Regions from separate parts of the Homo sapiens genome. Here region 2 is linked to region 1. A link is a loop called in an ENCODE intact Hi-C map of the cell type or tissue named here. Cell type or tissue: CD14-positive monocyte. All regions are shown on one strand. Links, peaks and the distances in the headings refer to the core of each region. The heading gives the core; the rest is flanking DNA. Region 1 overlaps RPTOR (regulatory associated protein of MTOR complex 1). Region 2 overlaps RPTOR (regulatory associated protein of MTOR complex 1).

What was found. Hi-C counts contacts between places; a loop is a spot of excess contacts. Peaks named below come from ENCODE experiments on the same cell type or tissue, not always from the same donor. Only the 100,000 strongest peaks of a DNase experiment are listed, where the experiment ranks them.
Region 2: it touches region 1 in a loop (1.9-fold over the local background); 12 of 110 quality-filtered maps call a loop at or near these places.

Annotation. Positions count from the first base shown.
Region 1 is chr17:80,777,820-80,783,196 of GRCh38, forward strand. The region is part of intron 6 of RPTOR (regulatory associated protein of MTOR complex 1); the gene reads left to right. Among named protein-coding and RNA genes, the nearest start is that of CHMP6, 210 kb to the right of the region's middle. RefSeq lists enhancers at 1,654-2,154, 2,671-2,870. In CD14-positive monocyte, for the core only: no CTCF peak of the experiment used is centred there; DNase peaks (open chromatin) are centred at 2,432, 2,842 and 3,572; H3K4me3 peaks cover 2,195 bases; H3K27ac peaks cover 1,892 bases.
Region 2 is chr17:80,722,652-80,728,028 of GRCh38, forward strand. All of the region lies in intron 4 of RPTOR (regulatory associated protein of MTOR complex 1), which reads left to right. Among named protein-coding and RNA genes, the nearest start is that of RPTOR, 180 kb to the left of the region's middle. RefSeq lists an enhancer at 3,121-4,081. In CD14-positive monocyte, for the core only: no CTCF peak of the experiment used is centred there; no DNase peak of the experiment used is centred there.

The DNA of each region.
Region 1 (5,377 bases), core at 183-5,182:
ATCTATTTTTAACTTTGAGAATGTTTTCTGCAGGAATGGCAGAAATAGATGTATTGCTGGAGTGACTTTGGAACTGTATAAAGAAAAGGTGAACGCCAGAGGCTGAAGAGGGAAGGAGCTCTTTCCCTAGCAGGTTTCTGTGTAGCGAGCATCCGTGGCTGGGGTTAAAGTGTTATTTCATTATGCAGTTTATCAAATGGGAAAAGACAAAACCTAAGGGCATTTGTATCTACTCCATACCATAAAAGTTTGCCATTTTACTTTGATCATATAACAACTCTGAAAAATACTGTTTTTCATGGATTAATCAAATTACCAACATTACTTTAAAATCACACCGAGTCACTCTTTCTGTGCCGCAAGGTGCTAGGCCAGTGACATCTCTGATCTTGGGAGCCGCTGTTAGGAGCCTGATGTTAATGACAGATAAAAATTGATGTCAGATAGAAAATTAACCTCCTTCAGGGTATGTGAAACTGCTTCCCCTAATCCTATGTTCTTCCTTAGCAAACCGAATGCAACCCAGGAGCTCTGAAGAAGGAAAATGATCAGCTGTTTATCTGCTTGGCACCCTTTGGAACAGTCATTTTCCCATCTCATTTGAAAGCAGCAGTTAGAAAAATCACAAAGAAATAGTCTTTCTAAAGTTTTCCTTCCATTTTAATTCTTTTGTGTTTTTCTTCATCACATTTTCCATACACCCCACACGATTAAAGAATGGTCATTCTGCGTTTCAAGGGGCCCAGGCGGGAGGATCACTTGAGACTAGGAGTTTGAGACCAGCCTGGGCAACATAGCAACACCCAGTCTGTACCAAACTTTCTTCAAAAAATTAGCCTGGTATGGTGGTGCGCCTATGGTCCCAGCTTCTCGGGAGAAGGAGGCAGGAGGATGACTAGAGCCCGGGAGTTCACCACTACCGTGAGCTGAGATCATGCCACTGCACTCCAGCCCACACAGCAGAGTGGGGCAAGACCTGGTCTCTTAAAAGAATAAAATATTGACTGAGGATCAGGACGGTAAAATCACGAGACCTCAGAGAAGGAACAACTGTCGTGGCACCTCATGTGCGGTGTCTGGCCGCGGCGCCTGCGAATGGGTTTTGCTCTTGGTTGTCTTGGAACCAAACATCTGTGTGCTGGCATGGACTGGACATCGCCAGGTGTTTGGACCATATCTTTGTGGTTTAGCACAAAACCAAGACATACAGTTTGTACCTGTCATAGTCACTGGAGAAGCCGTGCTGTTAATTGATACAGAAACACAGCCGTGGGCTGAGATGCACCTTCTGAGCCCATGGCTGTCCTCAGCCTCATCACAGACCCCAAGCTGAATGGTCCTGCCGGACTAGGCATGAGGGCTGGAGCTCATGTGTGCGCCCGTAAGCTGGCTTTCCATTCAGTGGTTTCAACTTCTGCCTGTAGAAACACCAAAATTGTCCATGAGGTAAATGAAAATACATCCCAGGACACTCTCACTGTCCTCCCATTGTCTGGTGTCTTGTTGAGGGCTCTGGCCAGGTCAACAGGCAACTGTTTTGTCCTGTGAAAGTGTGGCGCCTCCGTGGCTTTCTGGGAGAACCGAAGAGAGAGACTTGCAGTCGGCGAGGAACTCCTTGGCGCAAGCAGCGTGCGGATCTCCTCATGCTTCTGCCGTGCCTACGTGCACTGACGTCGTCACAGGTGGGGGATAAGATTCCGTCGCGGTCGGAGTTTTCCTGTGTGAACATTGAGATGTGCAATTCCGTGACCGCAGGCACTGCCCCTCCGACACAGTGGGGTTCATCTGCTTGCGGAAGCCTCTTAAGGGCGGTTGGGAGAGACCCTCAGTGGCGCATGTCTGGAGGCTGCTGACCTAGCGTCGCAACCATAGACCAGGAACACAAGCAGATAAAAGCAGCAAGTGGGACAGATTGAACCAGCTCTTGGCATAGTTTCCCACCCCCCAGCTAGTTCAGGAGTCTGTGGACAAACTGTGTTTCAAGCATGTTGAACAACGCAGTGTGCATTTCCAAGTTCATTGGAAAATCTATGTGAGTTCACTTGTTTGCCACCAGAATGCCAGGAGTGAGCTCCGTTCTCGGGGTGCTCTTCCTTAGCCCCCAGTTTTTGCGGTGGCTTAAGGCTCTGCAGGAGTCGGGGGTACCCAGGCTCCACTCCTTGGCCCGACTCCATGCTGTTGCGGCTCTCATCTGCTGTGGGAAACTCGCTCCTCGTGGACATTTTCCACGCCTCTGGCTGGATTTCTGCTCAGTAGCCTTCAGCCAGCGGTGTTCTCATCGTGTCCATCTGCTTCTATTAAGTTAATGGGCACAGACACACGGCCCATAAAGCAGCTGGATCAAAAGTCTGGTTCTTATCAGACGACTTAATTGATAAATGTCGCAATCACAAGAAGCTGAAATGCTGTTGTGCAATGACTTCCAGAATGGTGTTCTGGGCACGTCAGCTTCCCTAAGTACAACTGGAGCCGTCGGTGGAGAAGAGCGGAAAGGGAGAGTTCAGTTGGTAGGAGGGAGGGGTCCAGCGAGAGACAGGGATGTACACGAAGTCTGTTTAACTTTACATATTGGGTGCAGAAACCACCACGGTTTAAATGCTTAGGAAGACAACTGGATAGACGGTGGTTTGTTTCTAGCCCTGATTCTGAACTCATCTGTCCTGAAAAACAGTTGCTGACACCCTCTGACCCTCAGAGGCGGTCCGGGCTAGAAGGGGATTAGTGGAGGACATCTCGGCAGGGCTGCTGTAGGCGGATGTTGTCCAGTCAGAGCGGAACCGTGACCTGTGATACGTATACTTTTCATTTTTGCCGTTTATGCTATTTTTAGATTGTCTTTATTTTACATATTAGGAATTTGCACACACGTCAGGTGAGTCGTAAGAGTCACAGAGGAAGTTCCTTCTTAGCCTGTGGCAGGGTGGATCCTGCAGCTCCCTTCCCCCCTCACCCTCCCCCCGGGGGGCCTCACTCACACAGCCCCTCCGGCTCCCTTTCTTTTTATGAGCTTTCACCTTACTCTGTTTTCCTCTTTTCTTCCTGATTTCCCTAATTGAGTTTGAGTCAGTGCATTGAGCGTGCGCTCTCAGTTGTCAGGGGTACACACTTGTGTGTGATTTTTTATGTGGCTGAGATGCACCAGGATCCTGTTGCCTCAGCCCACTGTGGTCTTTGGGTGCAGAGGAGGGTTCTTATGCCCAGCCACTTAGCCAGCAGGGTAGCTGGGGGTGAGTTTCAGAACCTTCTGAACCTCAACTGTCTCCCCTCCAGGGCAGGAAGGATAATAACACACATCTAAGCGGGGAGGGTGATAATTGTGCCCATAGTCTAAATCTTTCTCAGATCCTCCGGTGACATTGCCGGGTGGCCTGAGCTAGGAGGAAGGGTGAGGACTTAGGCAGATGGAGGACTGTGCATTTCAGTTTTTTGTTTTAATTAATTTTTTTAACTGACAAGATAACTTAGAGGGATTTTTTAAATTGGCAAATAGAATCTTCAGCTTTGCCTTCGGTTCCCTCATCGTAGGGTCAGCTCGTGGCTGCCACCCCAAGACAACACTTCCTCCCCGTGGCCGCCCTGCGGTTCCCTTCTTCCCGGAGGGTACCAACGAGCTAGGCCTGGTGCTGCCGAAAAGGAACTCAGGAAAAGGTTCCAAAATTTTTAATAGGAAGAATTTCCCAAGTCTAAAATACACAGAACTTACTCAAAAAGGGCCCCTTCTTGTGGATATTTTTAAGAGTACATTTTGCCACGCTGTCTCGCGTGGGGCCTCTGCAGCAGCTGAGACGTTTGGCAGTTTCTTCAAGACTTGGAGTAAAACCTCGCCTGAGATAGAATCTAAATACACTGGGCTTGGATCGCCCATTTGACTAAATTTCGATCCCAACTCTAGCTTTCAGAAACCTCCTTATAGGGAGAGACCTATTGCTATGGGAAGGCAAGAGAAATTAATGTCTGCGTTATTCCAGCAAAGCCCCTGCACTGCGCTGGAGGGACTTTTGTTTGCGTCTTTGGGTTGCAGAAGGGGCTATGATTGTGCGTGGCTTATCTTGGTCTCCAGCCCAGTTTAGACCTCCTTCTAGCTGATCTCTTCTCTCACTTGTACTTTGGAAGAGAGTCAGGGCTTGGCTTTGGGTCACCAGGCGTGCAGCCATGTCAGAGCTCTGGAGCCACCTCGGTTTTGTCCCTGTCACGGGGATTGACTGATTCTTAAATGATCTGCGCGAGGCGGCCCTGGAGCCTACAGCAGCACCGTTCCCCCAGGGTATCGCTGGCCTGTGTTTCACATAGGGTCAGCTCTTCGGGGGTTGTCACTGAGTAGTAAGTGCTGAGCCCTCCTGTCCCTGTTTGCAGAGGCAGCGGCTGGTTTCTGGCTGGCCAGTGATTCCTCCACCCTGTGAACACACGTGGAAATTGACACGGTGGACTCTGGGATGTAGGGGAAGGCTCTGGGTCAAGGGCATGGCTTCTTTATATAGAAAGAACAAGTCAGATGGCAGGAAAGATATAATGGTGGGTCATTTAAGTATTGGTTCTTTGTAATTTAAAAGAATCACTTTATTTATTTATTTTTTTATTTTTATTTTTTTTTAAAGAACTGAGTTTTATGGGTTTGCCACAAAGCCATTCTACATCCCCGACAAGAATAAGAATAGGTGAGGACCCAGCAGTCGCATGTGAAAATAAACGGTGTATTTAGCGGGAAACTAATGCCTCTTGCAGCCATCAGGCACTGTTTTCCCTTGATCCTGGAACACCTTGGTTTCCGGGGATCTCAGCCCCAGCCGTTGCCCCATAGCTGTTCCTCAGCACCGCAGTCGTGGAAGCCCTGTACTGAATTAGAACCGAGCAGCCCTGGCTCTCAAGGGGTCACGGGGTGAGAGGACCAGAGTTCTGCAGGCATTTTCACGTGAGAAACTCCAGTCCTCTGTGGCTGTCCCACTTCCTGACAGCTTGGCTTCCTTCAGGCAGCCTGAGTATTATTCCCATCTTAGCTCTGTCGGTATGTAGTATAAACACAGTCCATGTTATTGATAGTTTCTTAGGTAAAAACACATTAATATTTGAATCGGGCCAAGGAGCACGGAGAATCTGAAGTTGTCGCAAACAAGCTGGCTGTAAATGGGCTCCTCCAGGGCAAGGCACACCCCAGAGCTACTGGGGGAGGTGGAAGCTTGCTGTGTGTTGTGTGTGTGTTTCCTGTGGTTGATGCTCATAAGCGTTACCTCCGTGGAAGAGGTTTACCTTTTTAGGAAAGAGTTGGTTTTCTGCTTTTGCAAATTTGTACCAACTGTTGATCATCTCAAGGACAGTGGAGAAGGGACAGGCAAGGAGCCTCCCTTTCAGTCTTGGCATTCTTCGAAAATAGAAGGTGGCT
Region 2 (5,377 bases), core at 185-5,184, 55 kb before region 1:
CATTTTTAAAAAACAATTTGAAATAATTTTAAATGTACACGAGAGTTGCAGAGGCAGCACAGAGAGTTCCTGTGTGTCCTTCATCCAGCTACCCAGTGTCAACCTCTTACATGACCTCAGCACAGCGATCAAATCTAGGAAACATATGTTGTTACAGCACTGCCAACCACACACAGCCTCCTTGGTGCCAGCAGCCTTGCCGCTGTAATCCTCTGTATGTCTTGTGGTCCAGCCCAGGCCCCCACCCACATTGGCTGCCTTGTCCTCTGGTCCTCCCAGCCTGGGATGGTTCCTCAGCTGTTCTTGTCTTTCATGACCATGACATTGTAAGATGCTGCTCAGGTGTTTTGGAGGATGTCCCTCACTTTGGGTTTGTCTGATGTGTTCTCATGATGAGATTGAGGATCAAAGTTTTGGGAAGAATAATGCAGATGGGTTATTCTCAGTGCATCAGGTTTGGGGGTGCGTGGTGTGTGTGATTCTTATTACTGCAGATACCAACCTTGATCACTAGGCTGAAGTGGTGCCTTGTGTGTTTCTCCAATGTGAAGTTGTTATTTTCTTTATAATTCATAAGCATTTGAAGGAGATACTTTGAGAGTATGCAGATATCCTGTTTCTCCTTAAACTGCCATGCCCTAATTCTAACATTCATGTGTAATTACTATCCTGGTGTTCTAATGGTGGTGCTGTACCTCCCTATTTCCTTCCACGTTTAGTAACTGGAATTCTTCTGTATGAAAGAATTGTTGCTTCTCTTGTTGTTTATTTACTTGGTTGTTTGTTTATATCCATATGGAGCCACTAATATTTATTTTACTTCTTGGGTTATAATCCATTATTATTATCATTATTTATTTTGTTACTGAAATTGTTTCAACTTTGACCACTGACACACCTTCTAGCATTTTCTCTACCACAGCCCTGGATCAACCATTTTTCCAAGGATCTTTGGCTTTTTTGAGAGTGGGATTTAGAAACCAAGATGTGGCCTCTTTGTGTGCTCGTTACTACTGGAGCATTAGTGTTACTAGGCCTAGGCCCTCTCCGTGGACTTAGCTAAGTGATGCATTTGTGTGTAGTAAGCTGTAAACACATGCATATTGATTTGCGTATCTATGTACAGGTGTGGAAACTAGATTTTAATGACTAAACAGGAGGTAAGGGACTAGGGACTGGAATAGACTAATCTTTCCAGAAGTTTGGTGATACTACTGAATAACACTGTTTTTTCTAGCTTTCTCTGTAATACAATTTTTGCAATAAATACATAGAGAGCATGTGATTAGAGGAGCCTGTCTGTTGGGGAGACCTCGAAGAAAGAACAAGGCTAAGCAGGGATGTTTAGTTTCTGCAAGAGGTAACTTATGTTTGTAGATAGGAGAAAGGGGGTTGCTGAAGAAAGTATAAATCAGTGGAGTAAAGGATGAGAAATGGGAAGGTATGAGAAGATTAATTCAGGACAGAGATACAGCATTTGACTTGGCAAGCCCAAGCACTCTTCTCTGAGACGTGGGAGGGAAGGAGAGGTGAATACAAATGTGGTGGAGCTTTGAAGCTGGACATGAGAGCTGGTTCCCCTTGGAGCCTGTCTCCTGTTAAGTGAGAAGCCAGGCCATGTCCTGAGAGGTGGGGGCCATGAGTGCCAGGATGGAAGGGTCAGGAGAGAGGAGACATGGCAACCCACCCCTTCCTCATGTTTACTGCCTGGCATAGTTGGCATTTTTCTTTATGTTGAGGAAAATGCTGCTATGATCTGATTAGTAGGTGCTAAATACCCCAGTTTGTATAAAGTAGGATGGTATCTTTGCAGGGCTAATGAAATGGCCAAATCAGGTTTGGGTAAGGCCACCTGGAGATCCATGTCCTTCAGCTGATGGCAGTCTTCCTGTGTATCCCAGCTATCCACAGAGATGCTTGCGAGTTCTACCATCGCAACAGCGGCGAGGCCAGGTTCTCCCATCCCAACAGTGGTGAGGCCAGAAATTTCCAGGCTCATCACATCTACCTGCTCAGCCTGTGGTGGGTTGGAGTTGGGGTTGGGACACCCCACCTGCCCTTCCAGAGGGCGACTGTCTGCACCTGCCCAGTGTGCCCCCCGTTCCCTCCTCTGCAGTGTCAGAGCTGCTGTGCCTGGATCTGAGGAGGGGCCGTGGGAGAAGAAGCCGCCCCCACGACACTTGCGCTTGCCTTTTCAGCTGGAGCACGGGGTGGCGGCACCGTGTCGTTCTGCCCACCTCACCCACTGGGATGCAAACTTGCTGAGGCCAGGGCTTCTTCCTGCCATGCCTTGCCACCACGCCCCTTGCCTCCCCTGGGACATGCCGTTCTCTTCTTTGTACTCATCTGTTTGGTATGTGAGGGGTTTTGCGTTTTGTCTTCTGCTCTGTAATTTAAAGGGATAAAACGCTCACATTTAACTTAAGCCAAAACCCAGTTTCAGTCTTTCCACCAGAAATCCCTGAGATGTAGAATTGTGGGAAGCTCCTTGGAGGCTGGCGGGCTGCTGGGCTGCCCCTCTGTGGGAAGACAGCCTGCAGGCTTCAGTGGGCTGGGCTCTCCCGGCCATGGCTGCCTTGGTGGCTAACTCAGGCTGCGGCGACAGACTGGTGAGGCAGGCGGACTCTTCCCCTGATGTTTAATATAACCTGACAGATAAAGTGGATTGTAATGAAGAAATTATCTAAAACCCATTTCTATTTCTTTGTTTGAAAAGAAAACATGGCCTTGAATATGATTCTTGGAGAAAAAGAAGAGACGCTTTGATTAGGAATTATTCTCTGTACTTTTAGTTTTGGATCAAGAAGAAATGAAAACCATTGGCCACAAGCTCTTGAGTGTTCCAAGCAGCCTTCCGTGTATACAGGGGGCTTTTCAATTCTGGGCTGGTGTGGGTTGGTGCAGTCAGGATGACAGAGGAATATTCCACAGGACAACGAGGAGTGACTCTACTGTGGGCGTTGTTTCTGCCCCTGCAGCCGGGGCTGTGAGGCTGCAGGCTGCCCTTTGCTGGTTTGCAGGGGCCATAATTCTGGCCTGGAGCTTGACAAACGACCCAGGACCTCTGAGATGGGAAATGAGGTCTGCATCCCGTGTTCTAATCAGGATTCGCTATCAAAGGTCATTTTCCACACTGTGGCTTAATAGAGTTGGTTTTATATTCCCTGAGGGATACAGACTTCCAAATTGTTGCAGTCTCACTAACTGTAATGTATACAGCTCATGTTTGAAAGGAAATCGCCTCTCCTCCAAGGCAGCGGTTCTCAACCAGGGAAACTTTTCCCCTCAGGGGACACTGGGACATTTGGCAATGTCCAGCAACCTGGAGATTGTCACATCTAGGTGTGGGGGTGGCTGGGTGGTGCTGCGGAAGATTGTGTGGTGCACAGGGCAGCCCCACAAGGAGCGGCCCGGCCCCAAATGGCCCTGGTGCTGAGAGGGACAGACGCCGCTCACAGAGAAGCGACCACAGAGGCCCACATCCAAGCAGGCTTCCCAGAGCAGGCGGGGCTGGGAAAGCTGTTCTGTGGCGCAGCATCCCAGTGGCTGTTACGGGGTGAAAGCCCCTCTTAGAATTTAAAGTCCTAGAGCAGAGACCAACTGGGGCCATCCATGGCCCTGTGCCGTGCTGCCTCCTGGACGCACGCTAGGAGGTGGAGATGGTCCAGCCCCAGCAGGACTGGGCCACGAGGACCCTGCCGGTAACCTGGTGCTCGCCGCCCACAGATCACGGGGCGTGGAGGGAGAGACTGCCAGTGCTGTCCTAGTGCAGCAGTACCTCATGGTTATGACGGATCATCTTCCTGAACTTTGCATCTCAGAATTTAAAATGGAGATTTTGATTTTGATTTTGGCAAATGTGGAAAATAGATTTCAGCTCAAAAAGCAAGACCTGAGAACATGGTGTGTTAAAATATCTTTCATTTCATGCCACTTTGCAGCCCTGGGACCCTCGGGGTTGTACCTAGAAGGTAGTAAAGATGACAGCAGCCCCCGTTTCACTGATGGTGGCGCAGAGGACGTTGTGAGGTGGCTGTAGGGTCAGGTGGCTGTAGGGTCAGGGCTGGGCAAGTTGTATTCAGATGCTGTTCGCTAAGCCCAGAACATTATAGGAGGTAAATAAATAGCACGCAGTGTTCTGGGGGTAAAAAGATACACCCATGTCCCAGGCTGCTGCCAAAATCCTTTCTCCTGTCAGCGTGGGGGGTGATCCTGCCCAATTAAAGGACGTCTTTTGGCCCTTCTTTCCCTTGGCAGCAGCATGGAAGTGGGTGGGGGAGGAGAGGAGCATGCTTCCCCCAACCCCTGGGGACCTGTGAGCGCAGCCTGCAAGCTCCGGCTCCAGGAGGAAGCGTGCTCAAGTGCACCTCTGACCACGTCACGCTGCGAGAACGTGGGCGCTACACCTCCGACCACATCGTGCTCCGAGAACGTGGACGCTGCACCTCTGACCACGTCACGCTCCGAGAACATGGACGCTGCACCTCTGACCACTTCCTGCTCCGAGAACGTGAACTCTGCACCTCTGACCACGTCACGCCCCGAGAACGTGGACACTGCACCTCTGACCACATCATGCTCCGAGAACGTGGACGCTGCACCTCTGACCACATCATGCTCCGAGAACGTGGACGCTGCACCTCTGACCGCATCATGCTCCGAGAACGTGGACGCTGCACCTCTGATCATGTCACACTCCAAGATCATGGACATTGCACTTCTGATCATGTCATGCTCTGAGAACATGGACGCTGCACCTCTGATCATGTCACGCTTCAAGAACGTGAACACTGCACCTCTGACCACGTCACGCCCCGAGAACGTGGACGCTGCACCTCTGACCACATCATGCTCTGAGAACGTGGACGCTGCACCTCTGATCATGTCACACTCCAAGATCATGGACATTGCACTTCTGATCATGTCATGCTCCAAGAACGTGGACGCTGCACCTCTGACCATGTCGCGCTGGCCAGAATTTGGCTGCAGGACAGACTTCACTGGAAAGGAAACTGGGCCATGTGCTCAGCTACAACTGCTTTAGAAGAGAGAGAAAATCAGATATTAGCCTAGCAGTCTCTACCACACTGGCATTTAGATAATTTTCAGCTTTTTTTTTTACCAGTCAAAACATCTCATGTACAAATGCAAGTATTTCTATAGGATGGATATCTAGAAGTAGTCAGAAGGAATGTGCCTTTAAAATTTTTGTTAAGTACTTCCCAATTGCCTTCCATACAAGCTTCATTAATTTACATTCCCACCATTGATGGATGAGTGCCCTGCATCCTCCCACAATGGGGCATTATTCACATTTTATCCTGCTTTCCACTTTGCTGAATAAAAACAGAATGGATGAATGAATGGATGGGCGGAT